2 separate regions of the Mus musculus genome follow, and region 1 is linked to region 2. Evidence: chromatin contacts called from ENCODE Hi-C or POLR2A ChIA-PET data. All regions are on one chromosome and are shown on one strand. The core of a region is the stretch at or near the end of the contact, and the rest is flanking DNA. Distances in the headings are between cores, read along the strand shown.

The links. A loop is a pair of places that touch in the nucleus more often than their neighbours do. ChIA-PET counts read pairs that join two places held with the same protein, here RNA polymerase II (POLR2A).
Region 1: a loop to region 2 is called in a map of heart, with 10 times the contacts of the local background. The contact joins the enhancer-like site here to the promoter of Abca1 in region 2. A Hi-C loop is called at or near these places in 18 of 37 maps with a recorded cell type or tissue (ES-E14, Patski, T-helper 1 cell and 5 more). POLR2A ChIA-PET finds 5 or more read pairs at or near these places in 3 of 5 experiments (Patski and embryonic stem cell).

Annotation. Positions count from the first base shown.
Region 1 is chr4:53,193,252-53,199,079 of GRCm38, reverse strand. No RefSeq gene overlaps it. Among named protein-coding and RNA genes, the nearest start is that of Lexis1, 22 kb to the left of the region's middle. Within about 2 kb of position 2,444, at least 1 of the 3 ENCODE cell types and tissues checked has a DNase peak (open chromatin) inside an H3K27ac peak, as active enhancers do; it is heart, where a contact is called at or near this core.
Region 2 is chr4:53,157,178-53,162,994 of GRCm38, reverse strand. Abca1 (ATP-binding cassette, sub-family A (ABC1), member 1) reads left to right here and starts at 3,100. Exons shown (of 50, transcript NM_013454.3): 1 at 3,100-3,319.

The DNA.
Region 1 (5,828 bases), core at 1,195-3,694, 37 kb before region 2:
CCCCTCTGAATAGGCTCGCTTGAGGTCTGGAGATTCCCAGTTCTGATATCAGGATGCTGATGTCTGTGGTCAGGCACGTTAGTCCTAAGTCATTCAAGAGAAGACTGACATTTAAGAGAGTTATTTGAGCAGGCCGAATTAACCGCTTGGACAAGGAATGTTTGGTCTTCAAAATCAAGGGTTTTCTTTTGTTGTTTTTCTTGAGATATCTCTGCTTGGATTTTATGGAATCACAGAGTGTTCCAGATAGCTTTATGTCAGCTCAGCACAAGCTAAAGTCTTCTAAGAGGAGGGAACCTCAATCAGGAAAATGTTTTCATAGCATCAGGCTTCAGGTTAGCCTATAGGGAGGTTTCTTAATTTGTGATAAATGGGGGAGAGCTCAGCCCATGGTGGGTGGGGCCAACTCTGGGCTGGTGGCCCTGGGTTCTATAAGAAAGCAGGCTGAGTAAGGAGCCTCCCTCAATGGCCTCTGCATCAGCTCCTGCCTCCGAGTTCCTCTCCTCTTCGAGTTCCTGTCCTGGCTTCCCTCAGTCATGGACTACAATGCGGAAGTGTAAATCCTTTCTTTCCCTACTTGATTTTTGGTCATGGTGTCTCATCACAGCAATAGAAACCCTAACAAAGACGCAGAGCAACTCAGTACTATAGGTACAACTCAACCCATGTGATGTTTTGGGAGTTCTGGAAACCACTGTGACCACACATTAAATTATAGGTGAAGCTGTAAGCAGCCCTCTGCTCTCCTGACACATGACTTCTCTCCACAACCCACAGAGAAATGACCTTATGATCATTAACTTGTTTGAATCATCGGGATTCGTTGAGAGGCTGTAGTATCAGCTAAAAACATTACCCCTCCTCCCTAGAAAAAAAAGGTATATTCAAATTTTCCATGTTTCAAGGTAAGAAACCCTGCCTTTGGTTCACACCCAAAACCACCTCCCAGATTTCACCGGCAGCAGTTCTGTAGTGCAATAGTTTTCCTTGCCTTCCAAATGTGCAGCCAAATGATTTCTGGCTGTTCCCAAATATCAAATCCCCGAAGGAACAAGACGTTCCAGTGCAGAAGAGGTCCAAAGGAATGTGCAGTGCACTCAAAAGGCATTTTTACAGAGAGTGGTCCACAGACATTTCAGGAGAGCCAGGGACTCTGTACAGTCTGCTTTCACCAGGTGAGCGCCAGGGAGACAGGAGCATTTTGTGCCCATACCTGCAGATCAAATAACCAGCCCCCTTTCCTCTCAGACAGAACTCATGTGGGAGCTCTGGGGTGACAACTTCTTATTAGTTGATTAAAAGCTCAACAGAGATCCCCTCATAACAAATACTGCTTTTCTGCACACCCTCTTCTACGCAGCTCTGTATGCCTTGCCCCTCGATTTTGTATGATCTACACCTCTGTTTTCATCTCTCCTTCTCCTGACCCACACTGGTGCAACCTGAAGAGCAGATAGAGGATTCCTGCACTTTGTTTTTTGTTGTTGTTTGAGACGGATTCTCACTAGGAGGCCCTGGCTGGCCTGGAACTCATGATAATAGAGCAGGCTAACTTAGAACTCATAGAGATCTATTATTTGCCTGCCTTCCCAGTGCTGAGGTTAGAGACATGGGCAACAAGGCCAGGGGATTTCATCACTTATATGCCTATTTGACATTTGTGTTAGCATTGCTGATGCAAGGAATAACAGCACTACATTTGCAGAATGGGAGATTGCAAATACACAGACAGTGTGGCTCACTCTTCTCTCTGAGAAATGAAGGGCACTTTAGAGCATAACCTGGTCACTCCCTTAGCTAAAATCTAATGCTTCTCTTTCCAGAGTCCAGCACAACGTGTTTGCTCAGTCTTAAGCATGTCTCCAAGCAACATCCTCTGTATTTGCTGGAAGGAGATTCACTCACTGAAAGGCAATTGCTCACTACTTTAAGAGCGGCTGTGGTCTGGACTGGCTATTCAGAAAGGCAGTCAACATCAGGTGCAGCCTTGGTCCCCTTTAGCTCTGTCTACTTTGATATGATGGAAAAGCAGATTTGTAACTCCTACAACTTTCAGTTTGGCGGTTCTGCCACTGACTACAGTCATAGATTCTCACCCGCTCTTTTGCATAACAATTGCCACCTCAAAGAACACAGGAAAGCTATGAGAGGCCCTTTAAGAATTAAAGACATCTAATCTATGCATTTACTTATCTATCATGTATGCGCATCGCTTGCGTTCCTTCCAAACACTTTCTAAGCTTCAGGTATCCAAGCTTCTATCTGGCTGGCTCCAGCTTTGCAAGACGAGGAAGAGCAGCAGTAGCAACGCCTGTACAGCCCGTGCCTTTTGCTGCCTGGAATGACCTGAAGCTGGCAAGGAGAGACAGTTTGAATTCCAGGCAGGCTAAAAGGCCTTGGCTGAAGAGCTGAGGATTTCACAACGCCGCAGGGAAAGCCTTTCCATAAAGAGATGAAGGGATATGGAAAAAACTGCAATTCTGCAAATTGGGAACAACTAGAAGGTGGAAGTGTCCTAGAAGTCCAGATGGGGTCCTAACGTGACCGTCTGCCTTCCTCGGTTTCCGTCACAACCTGCAAACCACACTATCACAAACTGTTACTATATACAGGGCCTAAGTCCCCTTCATCCCAGCTCTAGGGGAGTCAGAGGCTGTGTTGTCTACCTTCACGCGCATGCGCGCCTTCCAGATACTTTCTAAGCAGCAGCAGCAGCAGCGCCCAGATCCGGTGATTAAAGAAAATTCCTCTCATCTTATACCTTGAAATGATCAATGCGTAATCTGAAGCGGTCTCAGAGTCTGTGGTCTGTTAAGAGTCAATGAAATGGAAGGAGAGGACGAGTCAAGACTTGCTAGGGTCTGGAACTACAACTTCCAGCAGACACCGCGCTTTGTGTTTGGCTTTCTGGTGGGCGTGTCCAAGGCCTAGGACGCTTAAAGCGGCGAGACCTCTTGGGGCCAGATCTCTGCAGAGCTAGCCAGCTGGAGTGTTCCAGCCACAGGAGGCCTGCGAGCAGAATCCTTTTAGATCTGCTGTTGTCAATGAACTAGCAGTCAGTTCATTAGAAAGGACACCGGTTAAGCATTCCAAGCCTGTTTTGAAGTTCATCAGCTCTTTCTCTAGCTCTAGCTCCACAAATCCTAAGTTGTCCATTCAACAAATAAAAAACTTAGAAAATACCATCTGTAAAACCTGTTGTGTCAACACAATTGTTTTTCTGTTACTGGTATCCATAGGCAGTACTTAGTGTCCCACTTATTAAGACTCAGCGTGACCCACAAGGAATTCTTTAAAGAGAACCAGTGGATAAAGTAAAAACTTGATTTAAAATTTTGCTTTCGTTTTCTACTTCTTCTAATGGAGTGTCTTTAAAACATAGCATGCCTTCAAAGTGCATATTTTTAAAAAATGATTTACATTGTGACATACTCTTCAAATAGAACGCTTTCAAATACTGCTTTGCTTTTTCTTACAGGAAGACAACAACAAAAATGTTCTCTGGTAGCATAGTCTAGAACATCGGTTCTCAACCTGGGGGTCACAACCCTGCCCCCACACCTACCCCCACCCACACCCCAGACCTTTTCATAGAGGTCTCATATCAGGTATCCTGCATATTTACAATACTATGCATAGCACCAGCAACATTACAGTTATGAAGTAGTAACGAAATAATTTTATGATTGAGGGTCACCACTACATGAACAACTAGATTAAAGGGTCACAACATCAGGAAGGTTGGAAACCACTGTTCTAGAAGGTGCCATTGGTTCTAACAAAGCAATGACAGTGGTTTCCTTGAGCTGGGTAGTTACTCTGATCAGATTCTTCTTGGCATCTTATTGGTTCAAGGCACTGAAAGTGAAGACGTCCCCAACTCTCTTCCCACCCCAGCTCCTAACTAACCCTGAGTTCTTATTGGCACTAATAAACAACCTCTCCCTGCTGCCAACTCTCCCTTTTTTAAATTTTGCAAACAAATAGAATGTAAGGACCTCTAAGGGAACCAATTTCGGACCTGAATGCAAAATAGTTTTAGAATTAGGTTTTCCCCTTTGCTTCTGGATTTGTCTGCTTGATGCCTCTGTGTGCATTTGTTCTGTTCAGTGTGACCTTTGTGAATAATATGAAATTGGCCAACTGTGCCCAAAATTAATACGATGTATAATTTATTATTTATTCCTTTTGTGCAGTAGCCCAGCAATAGGCACTCTGAAAAATGGAAATAACAGTTGATGTATAGTGATTTTGGAGATGACTGGAATGGCCGTTGTGCCCAGAACAAACCCTCCATACATTCTGAATCAGGAGACAGCAAGACTCATGATATTTGGAAACACTTAGACTCTCACAAAATTCTTATTTATTCTCCTTATAGTCACAGACAGAGCCAGTTTTCTGGCCATCAACATTTCTATTAAATATTCATTTTTATCCAATCCCAACCACCACAGCAAAATAAGAATGTAAGATGAAAGAGAATGTTGGTGTGGATGGGAAAGCTGCAAAGAAACTCACACCAGGTACACTCTGAGAAGAAACTCACACCAGGTGCACTCTGAGAAAAAGGCAGCTGGTGAGGGGATGGAAGCGCAACTCTTCATTTTTCCTTTATCACCAACAGTCAAAGACATACATTAACTGGCCAAGAGGCACAACTTATAGTAGAGCAAAAAATCATTAGGAATGCAGAATAAATCTTTTAAAACAACCTTTATAGAAGGTGCCATAAAGCTTTACTGAAAATCATTAAGAAAGCATTTAAACCAATTGAAGAATACATTGTTTCTGAATGAAGGGGCTACATTTTACATGGCTTTATAATTTGACATCTGCCCATGCCCTGCAACCTGTCTTAAATGGTAACAGTGGCACCTGTGTGTGTCCACATCAGGCCTATCTTGCAACACATAGATCTATGTCTTCAGATGCACATTTTTAAGTGAGTGAGCTAGGAGTCCTCTGAGATAGCTTGTAGTCAGACAATATGGTATTGTTCCTAGTGGGTAGGGGGAGGACAGAGCTGGGATGTGTGCTGTGGGAACTTACATGGGGGTAGATCCTCTGGAAGAGGTAAACTGCTTAGTCAAGGGTGTTAAACACTTGAAAACGTCCCTTTCCCTGTTCCTGCTCTTTCTTTTTTCCTTTTGAACACGGTCTTTCTTTATAGTCCAGGCACTCTTTGAATTTGCTGAGTTCAGGCTGTCCTGGAACTCACGATCATCTAGCTTCAGCCTCAGGAATCCTGGGATTGCAGGTGTGTACCATGCCTGGCCAGTGGGGTTCGTTTTGTTTTGACCACCAAACAATACCCCTAGCCTTGAAGGCATTTGTGAAAAAAGCCATATAAGGTTCATATTATGAAGGAAAAGAGAAGTGGACCCGACCACCCGGATAAAGAGCAAGTATTTAAACAAATAACATAGGATACACAAAACAGGAGTCAAATTCAAGGCCCAGGATGGGAAGGCATGTACGACACAAGAGGGACTTAAGTTACTAGCCAGTAAAATAATAATAAATGATGCAATGTAATACCGCAGTTTAAAATACCAGATATGACATGGTAATTCCCAGAAGATGAAAACTGAAGGTTAATAAGAAAAATCTCAGTCTCATGAATAATCAAGGAAGTGCCACTCAAAACAACAATGAGACACTGTTTCTTACTTACCTGATTTTGGAACATTTTAGGAGGCCCATAGTAGTCAGTGGTGCTGAGCAGCAGAGATTCTCACATACTGCTAATGCCAGTGAAAAGTCAGCTGGGCAGACCATGATGAAAGCACAGACTATGGAGCAAGTCCACCCTGGACACTCAATCC
Region 2 (5,817 bases), core at 1,851-4,350:
ATTGATGCTGCTAGACTGGCTGGCGAGCTGACTCCATTCATCTCCTATCTCTAGCTCTTAGATGCTGGGATTGCTGGTATACTACACCTGGCTTTTCACATGGGTTCTGGGGATGTAAACTCAGGATTTCATGCTTGCATGGTAACTCCTTTATCGATTGAGATCTCTCTCTAGTCTTCTTTTTGAATTTTTGAGTTATATCTCATTCTCTAATGTTCTAAGCAGTAGGTTTTTTTATGATTTGGTTGTGAGCCTAGCCGTTAACAGCTGAGCCATCTCTCCAGCTGCTAGTAGGTTTTCTCAATCACTACAAATTTATTTTGAAAAATCATTTTGTTTATTTTTTTTTTTAGAAAATTTTCATTGCCTTTCTGTAGTGTCCTATTTTTTTCAGCTGCAGGGGGCCAAATAGTAGGTATCTCGGGCAAGAAACACGTGTAGTGAATATCTTTTGTTAAAAAAAAAAACCAACAACAAAAACTTCTCTCTTTTAAGGAAGGTGTTTGTAGACTGTAGACTGGCTCCTAGATATGCATTTAAACTATCCTCTAAACACTGACTTTCAGGGAATCTTGATTTAAAAGCCTTCATGGGATGATAAAATTGAGCTTCTTGTATCTCTATGACCTCTCTAGCAAGGTCAGTAGAGCCATAGTTGCCTGAAGGTCAAGTCTGTAATTAGAAGATCCCAGGGTCAGCTCAGAATAGAACCTCAAGCAACCCAGGGTATGTTTATGGAATCCACTACTTCAGAGCAACAGTAACAAAGATAGGCCTTTCCACTCAGGTAGAAAGGGCTTCCTAGGACAAGGTTGGGGGTTTGGGTGAAGGTGTTATACATCAGAAGACATGGAAGGGAAAGCTCTCTGGAGCATGCTCAGGAACAAACTAACCAGGGGTACTCAAAGGATGGAGAAATTCCTGCTTTGAAATTTCTTTCTTTCTTAAGTGTGATATCATCTAAGTTCTAACTGTTGAAATCCAGTAGTTGTGTCATGAGGTGCTGTCCTGATGGCAGGTCATGTCACTTGGTGTCAACAGGTGTAACCTGGATGAAGCATTTGGCCTCTGTAGGTGTCGAAGGGTAGAGATTTACAACATGCATACACATACTGCCAACACTGCAGTGTATTTGTGCATTTATTGCAGTGAGAGTTGAATAGGGGCAGATTCCTAACCCTACAGGGCTTCCTAGTTAAACACTGCAAGTTGGATTTCAGGGTCATTGCCTTCATATAGTGAGGATTCCAGGATGCTCTGCCCGGGGCTTCTTTCTTCCCACCCTTTCTTCTTTCTCTGCCTCCTAACTACCTGATTTGGGTAGCACTTACATGTCACCTACGCTCTTTTAGAGAAACCCAAGAAGTTAGCTTTTATTTTTAGGGTAAAAAAGAGAGAGATTTATTTATGTACATGAGTGTTTTACTTATGTGCACATGTGTGCACCACGTACACACCTGGTGCTTATGGAGGCCAGAAGACTGTGTCAGCTCTCCTGTAACTGGAGTTACAGATGGTTGTAAAGCAGCAAGTGGATGCTGGGAACAGAATTTAGTAGGAGTACTCTTGGGAACCAAATTCTTCAAAGTACAAAAAGAATGTGTGTGTGTGTGTGTGTGTGTGTGTGTATTTTAGGTGCTAGGAGATATGGGGGAAATGAGGGAAGCTGCATAAAGACTTAATCTCCTAAAATCATGCAAAGAACGATCCTTTCCCCTTAGGCGTTTTCCTTTGTACACAGATGGTCACACATATTATTTTAAATTCTTTGCCAGTGCTGGACTTTTAAAAGTCTGGCATAGGAAATGGTTTATAGGGTATGGATGTCACTAGAGATTGGCACTGATGTTCAGTCAGTAGGATTCTGGTGTTGGCACTCTTCTTCCGAGGACTTCAAAAGTTCCAACGAAATTCATTTTCAGAAAACTCTGAGGCAGAGAGAACGTTCTCTCTTGAGAGACAGGAAGCAAGGGCCAAGGATGTAGCTCTCAGCTGGCTGAATGCTTGCCTGCTATGCAAGAGGCTGGGTTCCATCTCTCCGCACTGTACAAATGTGGGTGTGGTACTCTGTTCCTGTAATTTTAGGCCTTGGGAGGCAAGAGGATTAGGAATTCAAGGTTATTGAGTTTATGAGCAGACTACATGAGACTCTGTCTCAATTAAAACAAATAAAATAGAGGCAGAAAAACTTTATCTAACTTTGGTCGTTTGACATCATCAAAACCCACTCTTGTGACCACAGCTGCCCCTTGTGGCTTATAGGTACCTATTACTAGTGGAGTGTGTGTGTGTGTGTGTGTGTGTGTGTGTAGAAGGTGCAGACTAGGTCCCTGGAAGGTGTGTGTGTGTGTGTGTGTGTGTGTGTGTGTGTGTGTGTGTGTGTGTAGAAGGTGCAGACTAGGTCCCTGGAAGGTAGAGATCTTCTCTTCAAAATCAATGTAAAGGTTTGAGGCAGACACCAAAATAGGCTGATATTCACTGTCCATTCCACATCCCTTCCCCCAATCTAGGACTTTTAAAGGAAGAAAAGGAAGAGACCGAAAATGGTTGGCATCTGGGGGTGGGGTGGGGTGGGGAGTTTTCCTTCCCAAGTTGGGGGCTGAGCAAACTAACAAAAGGAGAGGGGGGAGAGTGGGAGTAAGGGAGAGCGGGAGGGAGAGAGGAAGAGGGCATACACACACAAACAAAACAAACAAAACTCAAAAAGCAACACCCACAAAACCCCAAACAATTGCAGAAAGAGGAGTTTAGAGAACGAGCTTTTCCCCTTTCCTCCTCTGCCGGGAATGTGGAGTCCCTGGCTCAGCGCAAGTCCGGAGTTTCCCGTTTCCCGAAGGCTAGCAGGTCAGGGCCAGGGCTACAGAAAGCGGGCCCCACAAAGCTCTCACCATGCGCCCCCAGTGCCCGCTGCGGCGGCGCACTGTCGCCGGTTTAAGGGGCGGGCCATGTCTCCACGTGCTTTCTGCTGAGTGACTGAACTACATAAACAGAGGCCGGGAAGGGGGCGGGGGAAAGAGGGAGAGAACAGCGTTTGACCGGTAGTAACCCCGGCGCTCGGCACAGCCGAATCTATAAAAGGAACTAGTCGCGGCAAAAACCAGTAATTCCGAGGGCGAGCGAGCGGGCCGGGACCGGCAGAGCCCACTTCTCTCCGCGGCGCAGCGCAAAGCTGGGCAGGGGGCGCCGCGGGACCCGCGCAACCACAGCCGGCTTGGGGAGCTGCTCTGCTCCCTGTTTCCCCCCACTTTTTTCTTCCCCTTTCTGGAAGGGTTTGTGCAGGGGTAGGGAAAACAGACTCAAACAGCAAAGTGGAAAACAGGTAAGAGGTTCTTCAGTGACTTGGGCATTTTGTTTCGGGGCCAAGGAAGCGTTGGGAAGCTCTCCGTTTTGGGGACACTGGGGGGACTCGAACTCCCATGTACCTTACTTCTGGGGATGCAAATAGTACAGGGGAGGCATAAACAGGGAAAGAATGTTCTGGGACGGGCCCTGTCGACCCTGGGACTCAGAACTGCCGCACTCGGGTCTCCCGGAATCGGAGACCAGCGAGAGCATCTCCGGCGTCGGAGACTCGCCTCTTGGGCGCAGTGTGAGCCAAGGTTCCCGGACGTCCTCGGGGTACAGCCAGTGGGGTAGGGAGAAGGGAATCCTCTACAAAGGGTCTCCTTTTGTCTGGCGCGGGGTAGGCCGTCGCCCACAAGTGTCACATCTGAGTCCTCACTCCATTATTTAACTGGTTTGTGTTGGCCTCTGACTTGGAGGTTCTCTTCCCGGGACTGGGACTGCATGTCCTTGTTTCCAAAGAACTCTAGTAGGAAGTGTCCTAAACGGGGTCTTTTATGTTACTGCTGCTTGAGTTCTCTGGGCTTTGTTCGACTCCGGGGTCCTGCCCACAGGCTTCCTGCGCTCTGGAGGGCTGCAGTCCCTGGCGCAAAGTGGGAGACCACTTTTGTTCCTTCTAAAGACAGAAAACTTAAGAGAGTCTGCAGAAACCCGAAACTGGGGTGCCCAATCCACCCTCATCTTACTGCTTTTTGCTAGTCTTCCCTTGGGGAGACTTCGGGCTGAGCACCGATTGGGAAGCTGGGGCTAGGTTGTGCAGCCGAATGACCGCAAGTAACCCCATCGGGCAGCACAGAACTCGCAGCTCGGGTGCTGGGCCGGGCTCCGCCGCCAGGGGGTGGGGGCTGGGCGGCCTGCGGGTGGCCCCTGGAGACTGGCCCGCAGCGCCTCCTGGCCGGGTAGCCTAGGTATGGCCTGGTGCGGAGTGAGAGTCTCTAGTCCTTTTGCTTCACTGTGAATCTGGTCAAAACTGGTGTTTCCAAACTGGGAGGAAACCCGAGGCCAAGAAAGCCAGTCTATGTTTTCATGTTGTTGTTTTTTTCTTTTTTGTTTTTGTTTTTTGTTTGTTTGTTTGTTTCCTGACTCCCAGACCGTTGCTCAATGAGGTTCTTGGGGATGTTGGCTGATGACAACCTTGTGGATAGGTGCCTGTTTTGGTTTCTGCACTTACCTCTGGAAAAGAGAGAAATACTTATTAAACTGTTTGCTTTTTTTTTTTTTTTTGACTTTGTGTGTTTGTTTGGGAAAACTAAGTGTCACTAGAAATAATTAGTTTGCCCCATTTGCTGCAATGGTATCACCATTCCAAAACAAAACAAGAATTTACTTCGACATCCTTCCAAGGAAGTGGGCAGAATAAATGTACAATAAAGGACAGATAAACAAAAGGAACACTTCTGGCTTAAGATGTAGGCCCCCGGTAGAGTCTACCTTGTACAAGACCTTGGGTTCTAGCACCACCAACCACAGAAGCAAAGCAAAACAAAACAGCACAAACCTTCCTTGAAGAGAATTGGTACACCACTTTCTTTCTGTGGCTCAGCCCTCACCTCCCACAGCACACACCTGACACATGCCTGCAGGCTCGAAAGCACACCCTTACCTCTTAGTCATAATTCGGAACCCTGACCCAAGTATTGATACTCTACAAGACATAAATGCCAATTAAAAAGGAGTTGTTTATCATCACCACTTTTCTTTCAGCCCATTTTTAATATTCTAATGCACACATAAGGACAACGTATTGCTGTTCCCATTGTTGAAAAACACTTCCCCCACATCAAAGGAGGTATAGACAAGCATAGAGAATATTTGAGTGGATAGTATATCAATATATAAATAATAAAGATAAATTACAGTTTCTATTGTAAGCATGTCTTTTCCTCAGCGCTATCACAAGTCATTAAAATAGGGCTTTTTTTTTTTTAAAGAAAGGTGTGATGCACAGAATTGATTATTATCTATGTGGTAACAAGTTGAATCTGAGGGTTGAGGGAAGGAAATTTTCAGCAACATAATGCTCATAGTACCATTTTGGAGCAAAAATTGCTACCATAGAATAAGTCATGGGTCTCCTTGTGAAAGTCACTGGGGTTCTGGAGGGGTCACTGGTGGTGACTTGGGTATTTGTGACGGGTGTCTTCCCGAAGATGAGTATTTTAAATCCAGCCCCCTAAAGTATTTTTTATTAGCACCCAAAGGCAGGCCTGTTGTGGCCCTTGGATGCATCTTGATTTGGAATGTGTGCGTGGTTGATGGGAGACCGTGAATTAGTCTGGAATTGGAAAGGGTGACTGGGGCTGATTGGTTTTCTACCTCTCTTCATGGAAACCCCAATGCAAACACTATTTAAAAAAAAAAAAAGAATGATACTTAGCAACTCAGCTATGTGCTACCTTACCTATGTGGAGAGGAGCTGGGACTTTTAGTATTTTTTTTTCTTTAGGCATCGTTTTTTTCCTCTCATAAATCAGT